Linked DNA regions of Homo sapiens: region 2 is linked to region 1. The links are chromatin loops, found by intact Hi-C in ENCODE. Cell type or tissue: heart left ventricle. All regions are shown on one strand. Each heading gives the region's core, and the rest is flanking DNA. Links, peaks and the distances in the headings are about the cores only. Region 1 has its middle 2.2 kb from the start of HEPACAM2. Region 2 overlaps SAMD9L (sterile alpha motif domain containing 9 like).

Region 1 (2,928 bases), core at 278-2,777:
ATTGAAACTTTGTTTTACTCCAAAACTCTACATTTTAGTTTATTTCCTACAAACTGGAGAAATGGATAAAAATGGATACAGTCTTCTAAATGTTTTAAGGCTATAACTATAATATTGAAAGCTTGTAAAGTAAATCAGCGCTGGTGTCTAAATAAACTATATTTTCTAATTCAGCATACCTTAACACTATATGAAATAATTGAACCTTACGTTATTCATTTCTATCTGTCTACGCTCAAAAAAACAAAAAACTTGGCATCCTAACAAACACTTTTTAAAAGGTTGGACATGCTGCTATTTCCTTTCCAATTTTCAAAAAGGTATTTATTTTTAAGATTTATTCAGGACTTTCACATTTACCTGAGAGCTGTTGTTAGTGATAGTCCAGTGCAAAATAATGGAAAGTTTAGATGGTCTGCCACCAAATCCTGGGGAAGGTTGGCTGGATACCAATTCCTTGGTAAAGGAGTGCAGAGCCAAGAGTTAAGTAAATTGATCTGATTCAGAACAATAGGATTAGTAGTAAAGTAGGATAAGGGCATATTACTAATGGCCCAAAACAGGAGGAATGTCTGGAAGCTTAAATAAAAGCTGAGATCCTGGTTTGATTAGAAAGATAAAATTTCTTACCACTCCACAAATACCAAAGCAGTGGAGAGATGCAGCCCCTCCAAGATGATATGACTACACTTCTTGAGCAGGCCATAACAGAAAACAGAACACTTGCCAAAGGTAAAGTAGTGACCTAAAGAGGTGCCCAGGAAGAAGACATTACTGCTTAGTATTTAGCAGCCATATAAGATAGATCAAGGCTTCCACGAGGCAGCTTTGTAGACTTTACAGAAGTGAACACTAGCACAGGCATAGGCATATGTGATAGCCTCCTCTGGCAGCTAACTCTCCCTGTAAACTGGAGAGAATCCACTAATTACAACAATAAGAAACATTTCTTTCCCCAGTTCTTATTCCCCACTGTTCTGCATCTACATTGACCTTGGCATTTCACCACCTCTCCTTAATTGTTTCTGCCACTGCAAAACATGCGTGTGCTAGCTACTTGTGATTAAAAATGTGGATGTTTGAAATGCATGCAGCAGACATTTACTGTATGAAGTAATACCAGTCTGCAATTTAAATAAACTAGATTGTAAACTGTGTAGTGTGATTTGAGAGGTAATAAAAATCCCTGCCCCCAACAAACATACACACACATACACACACACACACACACACACACCCTCCTGCACAGGAGTATATGTGTCCATATCCCATTGTAAATGCACGTGGACACACACACGCATACTCTATCCCAGTGGCTCCTTACATTGCTTGCAGTTTAATCACCGTGGATATAGATTGTTTTAGGTTAATCAGCCTTCTCATTTTAAATGCAAATATAACTAAGATTGGTAAACAGTAACACTACAGGCCCTTTTTTCCTGACTGGAATGATAACAGCAGAACTTCCCAGTGGGTTACAGGTGTGATGTGAGATATGGATGGTAGGAAAATTCTTATAATTATAAAACCTTCAAACTATTTTTAAGAATCATGTAAAAATTAACAATTGTTGAAGTTAAGCTTGAGCACTCTTTTTCTCACTTCCTGTGTAAACATGTTGAAATCAGAAGTTACTCCAGCAGGTAAGAGTTTATATCTACAGTTTACCACTAGAGGGCGCTTTGTCATGATTATCCCAGTAGCCCTTTCCCTAGATGTGCCGTATTATATTTCAATATGTGCCATGAAATAAAAAGATTACAAGTAAGATTCATATGGCATTTATTTTTTAATGTAGCATCTACTATCACCTTATGTCATGAAACAGGGAATATTTTCAAATACAACAAAGAAAATCTCAGAATAAAAAACTCCTTTATATTGAGTATATTTAACACTAGGGAAAAACACAGTACATTGTCTTTATTTCTCTTTTTGCCAGGGACCCAACAAACTTCATTATAATCCAGCACTAGATTGAAAAACACTGAAAACAGCTAATTTGATAACGGCAATTGGAGATTAATATCAATCTAAAAGATGTTGGGGGAACCTATGTGATATCTGTAGAACTTCCATATTACTTTCCAAATTGTATTTTGTGCAATCCAATATTAAAATTTATTTGTATTTCTTACGCATCAACTGAGAATCGTAAGACGGGCCAAGGAGCACTTAGAGTTTTGTTTTCTGGAGAAACAACTTAACAAAAATACCAGTTAAGCATTATGCTACGTGCCCAACATCCATGAATGAATAAGATTATTCTCTGTATTCGAGAGCTCAGAGGGAAAATAAACATCCAATAAAATAAAGATTAAGGAGATAAGTGCTGCAATAGATGTGTGTACCAGATTTAGAGACAGTGCAGAGAAAGTTGTGGCATTGTTATTATTTTGCAGGGAGGTGGGGGAAGCATGAGGAGCTCTTGCCATTTTTCTGAAGCATGGAGGGATCTGAAAGTGACTGATCTCTGAAGAGGACTTCGTTTTCCCAATAGTCACTTACTTTCTTTGCTTATAGAAGTCCTTCTAGAAGAGTTCAGAGCCCTAATGCAAAGAGTGTTTCCAAACTTGGATTCCAAAGTTACTATCATTCCTTTTTTACTTTAATTATGCTTGAGGTATAGTCTTCCTTCCCCTCTTATCATTGAACTTCTTCAGTGGGCCTTTACTGTTAAAACTGATGCATGCAAGGAATTTTCCTTGATTTGATGATTTGATGCAGATTTGGATATATCCTTAACATTTTATATAACAAGGCTAGAACCAGAGCCTTCTTGCAAATAGGGGTTAACTAATAACTTAGTAAATTAAGCGGACATGCTTAGACTATCTGCTGCCATGACAATGGAGAGACCAGGTTGAAAACCTGTAACCTGGACACTGCAGTAGAGGTAAGATCTTTTCTAGATCATTGGTTCACTTC
Region 2 (2,928 bases), core at 144-2,643, 84 kb after region 1:
AAAATGAAGCCAGAAGAGGGATAGGAAATGTTGGGAGGTGGGATAAAGTTTTCAGTAGGCTGGCCAAACAGTGCCTTGCTGAGAAGGTGACATTTGACAAAAGATCTCAACAAAGTGAAAGAGTGAGCCCTGCTGGTATCCAGGGACATTCCAGGAAGGGAAAACAAGTGTAGTGGCTGGAAACAGGGGCAGGTGCTTCCTTCAGGAAGCAACGAGGAGGTCAGGGGACTGGGCCAGATTTAGAGGGAAAAATAAAAGACCTAATATCAGAGGATTAGCAGGGTACCAGATTGTGTGAGGCCTTGTCAGATGGAAAGCCACAGACAGGGTTGGACACAACATTGATATGATGTTTACATTTTAACAGGGTCATTCCGGCTGCTTTTTTGAGAAGTCCCTGAAGAGATCAATAACAGCAAGAGGGAACCTGGCAAGGAAGCTATTCCTATAATCCAGGAAAGAGATGAGGAAGGCTTGGACCAGGTGGTAGTGGTGTCAGGTAGTCAAATGCTGGGTATATTTTGAAGATACACCCCATAGGATTTGCTCCACATTGAATGTGGAATGCTGGAAGAGAGATAAAGTGTACCTGTCACATACTTTTTGAGTTTTATTTATTTTCTTAGAAGTAAGTACACAAAGAGATGCTACCTAGGAGAAGGGTATTCTTTTCACTATTCTTTCAAATTTTCTGTATGTTCAAACATTTTCATAGTAGAAAGTTGGGGGGAAAATCTGTTTCATAAACATTTCCTCAGCAGCAGTCCAGTCTATTGCATTTTAATTGGTTGTGATATCATTGTTTTATGCAATACGTTCTCAACAAGTATATCCTCCGGCAAACTGAACAAGGACCAAGTCTGTTCTGCCTACAGCTCTGCTTCCTCATAGCTGCTTTCCAGAACGTGACTCTTGCAAATTATCAAGAAAGGGGAACTAATCTAAGGGATCCAGATCAAACAGCCTCATGAAGACTTATTTTATGTTTCTAATATAAAGATAGAAGTTTTCAGAAAAGCCCTGGTAAGTTTCTAATCATTAAAGTCTTGTTTAATCAACTCTCTTTAAAAGCTATCTTTAAAAACTAATTATAAAAAGTAAAACAGAACTTTGAAAATGAACATACTTGCAAGTGTGCATAAGCTATTTCTTATGAAACCATTTTAAAAGGAATGAGAAATATCACTATTTTTATATGAGAATCAATAGATGTAACTTGTGCTGATTGCAGAATTTTTAAACAAGAAACTTTCCAGCAAGCATGGTGACGGTGCAGCATATTTCTAGAGGTGGAAAGCTCTGGGGTGAGGCTAAAAAACCTGGGTAAAACATAGACCAGGAGATCAGGAATCCAAGCATACAAAACCATGTAGAAAATTGTAGCCATGTGCAGCTATGCCATACTCTGTCCTATAAGTTACATTTAATTAAAGAATAAAATCCTCCAAGGTTTAGCCATCATTTTATGTAAGACTTTTATGCACATCTAGCTTGTATAGAGACTATGGGAGGAAATACATAATTTGAACTTGCACTTCAAGAAAATAAAACTAACTTTTGCTTTGCGATTTCAGCTACACAGAGGATCAGAGCAGGGGTGGGCCTGCTGGGCTGCAGCTGGGATTCTGAGCATCCTTTCCCGGAGGCACGGAAAGTGAGTGAGTGAGCCCAGTGAGGTGAGTGAGCCCAGTGAGGCCCAGCCTCCTAGACATGATGGTGAGCACCAGAGCTTGCCAAGGGCAGGCCAGTTTGATCCTTCCTGCTTAGTCCCTAAAGAGAGAAAAATAATAGTCCTTAGGCAGTAGATCCTAAAATTTATTATCTGTAGGGGATCCATTCCAGGACCTGCGCAGATACCAAAACCTGTACATGCTCAAATCCCTAATGTGAAATGGCAAGGTATTTGCATATAACCTATACACATCCTCCCGTGTACTTTGAGTCATCTCTAGATTAGTTATAATGCCTAATACAATGTAATATTATATAGTTGTTATACCGTATTTATTGTTTAGGGAATAGTGACAATAAAAACAAGTCTTTACATTTTCAGTACAGATGCAATTTTTTTTTCAAATATTTTCAATCTGTGGTTGATTGAACCCACAGATGTGGTACCCACTGATAGGGAGGGCCCAGTGTACAAATAAAGAGAACTCTGTGTTTCAAAATTATCCCAGAACAGAATAGAGTTAAGGTGAAGGTCTTCTGCCCAGCTCCAACCAGAGCAGCTACACCTTTATCCATGTTAGATACAGTGGTTTCAGGTGCATTTATTTGAAGAAGCAGAACAAAAACAAGCAATAGCTAAGACAACACTAGTTCTGGTCCAATTTTCCTATATTATAAGTGGGAAAACAGGCTCACTGAGAGGAGACATAATTTAATCGTGACATCATTTTTCTGATCACAACTCCTCCACCTTTATACACACTGTGTAGCTTCTTGCTAAACATGAAAGCCCTCATGTTTAAAACTATGCCTGCAGTCTAGGGTGTAAGGTTTAAGTCACAGAAAGAGCCAAAGGGTTATGTCAAAGCATTATTAAAGACTTTTGCCCAAATCACTGTCACCTGAATTAAATAACAGTTCCAACTACCTATGGATTATAGATCATATAAGATGCTTATAATTGACAGAGGGCAAAATTCACATGAAAGTAATATTGAATACATAATAGCTTCAAGTTGTTAAATATATTCTCAGCTACCAATGGGAAATGGTGGAATTCTGGCTGAGAAATATTTTTATGTTATATGTTATCATACTAACACATGATGTAGTAACAGAAGAAAAGTGAAGAAGCAGGTCGGTAGGTAGATGTGGTTTCAGGAGTTTGGAGAAGCTCTCTTTGGATTCCTTCAATTCTGCTGGTTTAAACAGGAAGCAAGGTGACCGTGGTGAGGAGGTGTTGTAGGTTTGATGAGA

What was found. Peaks named below come from ENCODE experiments on the same cell type or tissue, not always from the same donor. Only the 100,000 strongest peaks of a DNase experiment are listed, where the experiment ranks them.
Region 2: a loop joins it to region 1, with 2.0 times the contacts of the local background. A loop is called at or near these places in 11 of 110 quality-filtered maps.

What each region holds. Positions count from the first base shown.
Region 1 is chr7:93,227,174-93,230,101 of GRCh38, reverse strand. It overlaps a transcript of HEPACAM2 not described here. Among named protein-coding and RNA genes, the nearest start is that of HEPACAM2, 2.2 kb to the right of the region's middle. In heart left ventricle, for the core only: CTCF peaks have their summits at 1,465 and 1,666 (motif pointing right); no DNase peak of the experiment used is centred there.
Region 2 is chr7:93,143,480-93,146,407 of GRCh38, reverse strand. It overlaps SAMD9L (sterile alpha motif domain containing 9 like), which reads left to right. Exons shown (of 5, transcript NM_152703.5): 3 at 368-1,023; 4 at 1,575-1,676. Among named protein-coding and RNA genes, the nearest start is that of SAMD9L, 3.4 kb to the left of the region's middle. In heart left ventricle, for the core only: no CTCF peak of the experiment used is centred there; no DNase peak of the experiment used is centred there; H3K4me3 peaks cover 161 bases.